Regions from separate parts of the Homo sapiens genome. Here region 1 is linked to region 2. A link is an interaction called in ENCODE POLR2A ChIA-PET data of the cell type or tissue named here. Cell type or tissue: HepG2. All regions are shown on one strand. Links, peaks and the distances in the headings refer to the core of each region. The heading gives the core; the rest is flanking DNA. Region 1 has its middle 13 kb from the start of MTR. Region 2 overlaps MTR (5-methyltetrahydrofolate-homocysteine methyltransferase).

Region 1 (4,399 bases), core at 166-4,165, 62 kb after region 2:
TATTTAAGTAATGCTATGGTTGAATATGTCCCCCAAAGTTCGTGTGTTGGAAACTTAATCTGCCATATTCATATGTTGATGGTATTTGTAAGTGGAGCCTTTGGGAGGTAATTTGGGTTAGATGAGGTCAGCAGGGTGGGGCCCCCATTATGGGATTGGTGGCTTCATAAGAAAAGAGAGAGGCCACGTGCAGTGGCTCATGCCTGTAATCCCAGCACTTTGGGAGGCTGAGGCAGGCAGATCACCTGAGGTTGGGAGTTCAAGACCACCCTGGCCAAAATGGTGAAACACCATCTCTACTAAAAACACAAAAATTAGCCAGGTGTGGTGGCACACGCCTATAATCCCAGCTACTTGGGAGGCTAGGACAGGAGAATCATTTGAACCCGAGAGGCAGAGGTTGCAGTGAGCAAAGATCGTGCCACTGTACTCTAGCCTGGGTGACAGAGTGAGACTCCATCTCAAAAAAAAAAAAAAGAGGGAGAGAGAGAGAGATCCAAGTTGACATGCTCCTATTCTCTGTCTCCAAGTGATGCCTCTCACTATGTTATGACACAGCAAAAAGGCCCTCACCACCTGCCAGGCCGTCAACCATGGACTTCGCCTACAGAACTGTAAGAAAAAAATATCTGTTTCTAATAAGTTCCCCAGTCTGTGTTATTCTGTTATAGCAACTCAAAACAGGGTAATACAGACTATTTTTTTTCTGTCTTGGAATCTGCTGTAACTACAGAAACATCTAACACCTGGCACACAGTAGCAAGTGAACAACTAATTTTTGCAAGAGTAAATTACTGGAGCTATATGGTAATCACCATTTTTCAGACATTATCAAGCGAACACTGCTAGCTCAGCTTTCACAGCAGACTCTATAAAAGATTGAGAGAGAGTGAGAGATTGAGATTGTTTGTTGTTGTTCTTTGCTTTTTAAATGGGGTGTAATTTGAAAGCTACAATCATTGTCTAAAATTGGAAATATGATTCCTTTATTTGTCAGTGGTAAAATAAATCTCACTGGGTTTACATTAAATAAAATAAAATAATCCCTAGGTCAAGTTGACTGTAATTTGGTGAAAGGTATTAATCCTGGTAAAGAAACACTGAGTCCCTCAGAAAATGAGTGGAGTGGAAATGAGTACTGGTTAGGAACAGAGGCACAGAGAAGGGAACTCAGCAATGTCCACCTTGCTGATGGGATCTTTAACCTTGTGCTTCAGATAAAGTGCAACTGGTATCTATAATGGAGATTGGGTCCCTCAGGTTTTTGTGGCTTAACAATATCACCCTTCAAAGTCACCCAACAATTGCCTAAGTGGTGAGCTAGTCCTTCTCTGGTGACAGTTGACCATATTGGGATTGCTCTTTCCATTTAAAGTGGAATAAGAATATATTTGGTGTAGGATTAAGAATACCTACATGTATCATATGCTTCTTTTCTTCTTCTTTTTTTTTTTTTTGAGATGGAGTTTCGCTTTTCTCACCCAGGCTGGAGTGCAATGGCACAATCTCGGCTCACTGCAACCTCTGCCTCCCAAGTTCAAGTGATTCTCCTGCCTCAGCCTTGTCAGTAGTTGGGATTACAGGCGCCCACCACCACACCCAGTTTTTTTTTGTATTTTTAGAAGAGATGGGGTTTCGCCATGTTGGCTAGGCTGGTCTCGAACTCCTGACCTCAGGTGATCTTCCTGCCTCGGCCTCCCAAAGTGCTGGGATTACAGGTGTAAGCCACTGCTCCCGGCCAACTTCTGAAAGTATGTAAGGTAGCTTTTACACCTGGATGGCCAGTTGGTATTAAGGACCCTAATATAAAGTTCTTATGAAAATTAAAACCATTAATTTGGATGTCACACAAAAATGAATGAGTGACTGAAACCATTAAAATTAAATAGTGTACATATTGCTTCAAATAAATATTTAATCACCCATTATTCATTTATTCTGTTTGTCAAACACCATTCATTTACATTGCAAAGTTAGTTCTGTAGAGTGTTACATCTTGGATTTTTTTTTTAATTAAGAACTAACTCAACTGGGCGCAGTGGTTCACACCTGTAATCCCAGCACTTTGGGAGGCCAAGGTAGGAGGATTGCTTGAGCCCTAGGGTTCAAGATGAGGCTGGACAACATACGGAGACCCATTTTTATAAACAATAAAAATAATTAGCCGATGTGGTGGCACGCACCTGTGGTCCTAGCTACTCAGGAGGCTGAGGCGAGAGAATCACTTCAGTGTGGGAGGTCAAGGGTGTAGTGGGTCTTGATTGCACCATTGCACTCCAGCCTGGGTGACAGAGGAGAGACGCTGTCTCAAAAACAAACAAACAAACAAAAACTTAATTTCAAAGAAATTGAAATAAGTGGCATTTTTCGGACTATGAAAATGTATAATAATGAGAGCAGAGCTTCAGAAAATTCAATAAAACAAGGGTTTGTTGAGTGCTTAAAGTGAATAAGCACTATGTCAGGTGCTTTGGGGATAACAAGGATGTTCGAAATAGGATTTCTTCCCCAAAGAGGCTGCAATATATAGACCAAAAGTGGATATAAATGAGTAAGAACAGATCATAATAAATGAAATAATGGAAATACAAATGAGAAGCTACTGACTGGAGAAAAGGAAGAAATTAATTTAAAATATGAAGTATTGAGAAGGATTCATGGAATGAGATGGGTTTGAACTCTAATGCAAAAGAGAAGGAAAAAGAGTAGCCTTTAGTTGCAAGTAATTTTTGAAGAAGGGCACATGCATGATAGATGCTTTAAGCTCTACTATATATAAAAGGTCTTTCTATTGCTCATATACATGAGCAACTAGTTGGCTGTCTATGAAATTCTTTTATTTTTAATTTATTTTTTGTAGAGATAGAGTCTGGCTATGTTGAACTCACAGCTTCAATCAATCCTCTCTGCCTTAGCCTCTCAAAATGTTGAGATTACAGGCGTGAGCCACCATGCCTGGCCCTTCTAAATTCCTGAATGACAACCTTTTGCCTCTCAAAACTGATTGCTGTGTTATGATCACAACTTGTTCCCCTCAAAGTTTTTTTTAAAACAGCTTTATGGAGATGCAATTAACATACCATGTAAAGTGTACAGTGCATTGGGTTTTGTTACGTTACATTATTATTTTTATTATGGTAAATTATTTATAACATAAAATTTACCTTTTAACTATTGTTTAAATTTATTTTTATTTTTTTTTAGAGACAGAGACTCGCAATGTTTCCCAGGCTGGACTCGAACTCCTGGGCTCAAGTGATCCTCTTGCCTCAGCCTCTTGAACAGTTGGGGCTACTATTTTTAAGTACACAATTCAGTGACGTTAATTATATTCACAATGTTGTGCGACCATCGCTATTTAGTCCCAAAATTTTTCACCACCCCAGACAGAAACTCTGTAAGAAGAAAGCAATAACTCCTTACCCCAGCCCCTGGTAAATCGCTATTCTACTTTCTGTCTTTATGAATTTGCCTGTTCTAGGTACCTCATATAAGTGGAATCACACAGTATTTGTCCTTTGGTGTCTGGCTTATTGCACTTAGCATAACATAATGTTTTCAAGGTTCATGCATGTTGTAGGATGTATCAGAACTTTATTTCTTTTTATGGACTTACCTTCTGTCAATCTATTTCTGTACTTACCTTCTCTCTTCTGGTTCTATCAAATTATTGAAAGTGGAGTACTGAAGTCTCCAACTATTATTGTAGAACTGTCTATTTTTCCCTTCAATTCTGTTCATTTTTGCTTTATATATTTTAGGGCACCTTTGTTAAGTATCTTTATGTTTATAATTGTTATATCTTGTTGCTGTATTGGCACTTCTATCAATATATAATGTCCTTCTTTGGCTCTTATAAACTTTTTAAACATAAAGTACATTTTTCCTGACAGTAATGGAGCCATCCCAGCTCTTTTTTGGCTACTATTTGCATGAAACATCTTTTTCCATCCTCTTTGTGTCCTTATATCTAAAATGAGTCTCTTGTAGATAGTATATACACAGATATACTATCCTTACTTACTTTCTTACCCTTTTCTTACTATATCCCGTTTTCTTACTCAATCTACCAATCTGTCTTTTAATAGGAGAGCTTAATCCATTTATGTTTAATATGATTACTGATAAGGCAGGAACAAATATTCCTGCCCTTTAGCTATTTGTTTTTTGTGCATCTTATGTGTTTTTTGTTCTTCAATTCCTCCATTACTGTTATTTTTGTATTTAGTTACTTTTTGTGGTGTACCATTTTTATTCCCTTCTTTTCTGTATATTTTTAGTTGCTTTTTTAGTGGTTACCTTGGTGGTTACAATTCGCATCTTAAACTTATAACCATTTAGTTTGAACAATACCAACTTAGTTTCAATAGTATACACCCTGCTCCTGTACATCTTTGTC
Region 2 (4,399 bases), core at 117-4,116:
CCCAGCACTTTGGGAGGCTGAGGCAGGTGGATCACCTGAGGTCAGGAGTTCGAGAACAGCCTGGCCAACATGGTGAAAACCCATCTCTACTAAAAATACAAAAATTAGCCAGTTGTGGTGGCAAAGGCCTGTAGTCCCAGCTACTTGGGAGGCTGAGTCAGGAGAATTGCTTGAACCCGGGAAGCGGAGGTTGCAGTGAGCTGAGATCACGCCACCGCACTTCAGCCTGCACGACAGAGTGAGACTTGATCTCAAAAAAACAAAAACAAAAACAAAAACAAAAAAAACAGAAGTGATGGAAACGGATGTTTGTGCCTTTCAAGAGAGACACTGACAAGTAGGAAGGGAAACACTGAAGAAAAGGAAGTTTCCAAGGGAAAAAATCTAAAAATCAATACCAAAGGGAAAAAATTTACCAAAGAAAAAATAAGCCAATTACAATAAAAACAACAAACAAAACACACAGGAATGATCTAGAGATTGCCTATTTAGGGATAATTACAAAACTCCATTGAATGAGTAATTGAAAGACACGCCATGTTCCTCAATGACAAATCTAAACACTGGCAAGATACCAATTCCTTGTTATTTTCCAGGTTAGGATTAATTAGATATTAATCAAGATCCAATGGTTCTCCATAATTAGAAATTTATTTTCAAATCATTTTAAAACAAGAAAATGAAAAAAACAGGAAAATGTGTTGCATATATTGATTATTCTTTTATATAGTTTACACATGTGCAAACAAAAACTAATATAGACTATTCTGCTATTATGTGATAATTATATTTCTAAGACACTTCACGTTATCAAAAATTGTCATACAAAGTCATTTTTGTGAACCTAAGGATTATATGAAAAAAATTAAAAATCATTTCATTTAGAAAAAGAGAACTAAATCTAGAGTCAGTATACTTGTCCCATAGAAATTTCAATAATAAAGGTGTCCTGTATCTTGTTATGTAGAGTTAAGAATAACAGTTGGTCAAAACTATTAGCAACAACAAAAAACATAGAAATGTTTTCTTGTTGCCTTTCAATCCAGAAGTCTCAGGCCCAGCCTCCTGTCATATCTGGTCTTGACCTTGCAGTTGTGTTTGCAACATGGATCACAGACATTAACCAAACACTCAAACACAGCAGCCAGATATTGAAACAAAGCTGGTGTGCCTTGCTTAGTCGCAACAGTAGTTTCCCATTTGAGGGAGTTGTTTTTTTCCCCTATAATCAGTGGTGTCAATCCAAGCAAAGCAAATCCCGGTTCTTAACTGATTGCTACATCCAATAGCATTATGAGAACTCAATCAACAGAAAACATGCCTTTATATAAAAATACCTGTATTGCTGGCTTCTTAACTTTGAAAGTATACAGGATTTTTGCTTTGCTTTTTATAATTTTCAATATTTATGACAATTTGACAGTGAGCATACATGCTGCTCCATAATCTGCATAATATTTAAATACTCTGGAGAATAGTCCAGTAAAATTATGTTACCTATCTATTTCTCTTCAGTTGGGCACTTGGGCTGTTACATTTTCAATAATGTTGGTGTAAAATCTCGGCATATACAGTATCCTTATGCTGTTGAATTCTTTTGTTGGAATAATTTCCCAGAAATAAGATTATGAACTCAAGGGGTATAAACAATTTTTTGTCTCTTGACAGGCATTATATTCTCTTTCAATAGGACTGTACCAGTTTATACTACACTCTGCAACAAATGAGCCTTCAGTTTTATCACTGCTGTATCTACACAGACCTTGACCATTTTTTACTTTACTAATTTAGTAGGGATAAAACATTACCTTAATGCTGCTCTAATTTGTATATCTTTCATAACTAGCAAGTTAATTTTTTTTCCTACATTTGCTTTTAATTTGTGGTCACAGTTAAGTCTAAATTGGGAAAACCTATCCTTAGACAAGACCAAGCACTAAGCAGTGCCAATAAACAAAGCACAGAGTAAACACAGGATGTGGAAACATACACCAGTCTTCAAATGAGGAAGACCAAAGGTAAAAACTTGGTTCCACCATGTCCTAGATATGACACTGGTCCACTGTAAAATGCAATGGCCGCCACCTCGGTGGTCACTCTGAAGACTAAACGAAATAACCTCTGCTGGTGGTTTTCAACCAAAAGATACATGAGAATCACCTCCAAGGCTTTAAAATGTCTAAAGCCAGGCCTCATCCCAGACCAAATGAGTCAAAACTCAAGGGCTGAAGTCCAGGAGTGTGTACGATTTTTCAAAAGCTCCAGCAGTGACTGCCTTCCCTGTCAGAGTGAGTCTGCTTTGCACTCCTAGTTAAGCACCACAGATCCCTAAGGCACAACATTCCATTCTCACTCTGAGTTGACCTTGCTTCCAACTTCACTGAGAAAACAGAAGCAATTATAGACTCCCGCCAGCACATCAACCAGCATGCCTGCAGATCTGCACTCTTTACTCTGCCTTCTCTTTTGTACTTTGAGCAAACTGTCCAGCTACTGATCTAAAGCCACCCCTCCACTCACACAGTGACTGCCATCTCTCTCAACTCACAAGGTCATGGCTCTGGCAAATGTATCCTTTATCTCCTGCATCAGTTCCTCCCTCTCTCTCCCAGATCATTCTCATTAGCTTACAAAAACATGTTGTCACAGCATCTACACACACACACACACACACACACACACACACACACACACACACACACACGCCCTTTCTGAACCTCGTATTTCCCCCCTGGTTTCCACCCTATTTTTTTGCTCCCCTTATGGCAGAACTGTAAAAAGTTGCCTATACTGCTGCTTCTATTCTTCTCCTATTCTCTCTTGAACCCACTCCAATAAAGTTTTCATCTCCTTGGAAACAGTACAGCAAGATCACAAATGACCCCATTTCTAAATCCAACGGTAAACTCTTGGTCTCATCCCACTTGATCTATCTACAACTCTTTAAACAGCTGAACATGCCCTTTTCTTTGATGATTGTTCTTCACTTGGCTTCCAAGGGAACTCTCTCTTCTGACTCCCCTCCTACCATACAGGCTGCTCCTTCTCATATCCTTCTGATGGTGTTTCCTCTTCTCCCCAGTGCCCTAAGCACTGTGGCTCTAAGACTCACTTAGTCCTAGGACTTCTCTACAGTCATTCCTTTGGTGAGCTCAGCCAGTCTCACTATTTTAAATAGCATGTACAAATAATTCCCAAAAAAAGGAATCCTATCTTCAAGCCAGACTTTGCCCATGAAATCCACTCATTTGCACAACTGCACACTCGACATACCCACCACATACTAAGTCCAAACCCAAACTTCTCCTTACCCCATCCCAAACCTGCTTCTCAGTCTTTCTTACCTCAGTAGCTCCTTCCTTTCAATTGCCCAAGCCAACAGATTCTAAAGTTATCCCTGACTCCTCTTTCTTTCACAACCTATACCCAATGTGAATACAAATCCTATTGGCTCTATGTTAAAAATATATGTAGAAACAGATGACTTTTAACATCCTCTTTTGCTTTCACCATGGCCCTAACCATCACCATATCTCATCTGAATTACAGCAATAAACTCTAACATTTCTGCTTTGGCCCTAACAGACCATTCTCCACAAAGAACCAGAGAGGTTTAAACATAAGTCAGATCATATTCGCTCCTCTGTTCAAAAGTTTTCAGTGGTGTCCCCACTCACTCTGAGTAACAATGTTAACCAAAAGTGTTAGGAATGGCCTCCAAGGCCCTATGTGATTTGATCTGCCACCTTTCCAACCTTGTATCTTCCCAATCTCCTCCTCTCCCCTCTGCTCCAGCTACTCTGGCTTCCCTGTTGGTTTTCAAACAGGACAAGCATCTATCTACCTCAAGATTCCCTCTGCAAAGAACACTCTTCCCCTACATTTTCACATGGCTCACCTAGGCTTCTGCTAAAATGTCACATCATCCATGAGGCCTTCCCAAACTATCCTACATAAAATAACATTCCCCCACCTCCATGCTGAGGGGGGATCAAATCCTCTTTTCCCTTTACCGTATTCAACACCATTCAACGTGTGTATATACACACACACTTTTTTTTTTTTTTTTTTGGAGACAGAGTCTCACTCTGTCACTCAGGCTGGAGTGCAGTGGTGCAATCTCACCTCACTGCAACCTCAGTCTCCTGGGTTCAAGCAATTCTCATGCCTCAGCCTCCCCAGTAGCTAGGATTACAGGCATACATTACCACATCTGGCTAATTTTTGTATTTTTAGTAGAGACGGGGTTTCACCATGTTGGCCAGGCTACTCTCGAACTCCTGAACTCAGGTGATCTGCCTGCCTCAGCCTCCCAAAGTGTTGGGATTACAGGTGTGAGCCACTGCACCTGGCCAATTATATATATATATATACATCTTTTTTTTTTAAATTTGTTATT

The links. Peaks named below come from ENCODE experiments on the same cell type or tissue, not always from the same donor. Only the 100,000 strongest peaks of a DNase experiment are listed, where the experiment ranks them.
Region 1: POLR2A ChIA-PET joins it to region 2 with 6 read pairs; 9 of 35 experiments call an interaction of 5 or more read pairs at or near these places.

What each region holds. Positions count from the first base shown.
Region 1 is chr1:236,780,354-236,784,752 of GRCh38, reverse strand. No RefSeq gene overlaps it. Among named protein-coding and RNA genes, the nearest start is that of MTR, 13 kb to the left of the region's middle. In HepG2, for the core only: no CTCF peak of the experiment used is centred there; no DNase peak of the experiment used is centred there.
Region 2 is chr1:236,842,759-236,847,157 of GRCh38, reverse strand. All of the region lies in intron 15 of MTR (5-methyltetrahydrofolate-homocysteine methyltransferase), which reads right to left. Among named protein-coding and RNA genes, the nearest start is that of MTR, 50 kb to the right of the region's middle. In HepG2, for the core only: no CTCF peak of the experiment used is centred there; DNase peaks (open chromatin) are centred at 1,127 and 2,377; H3K4me3 peaks cover 931 bases.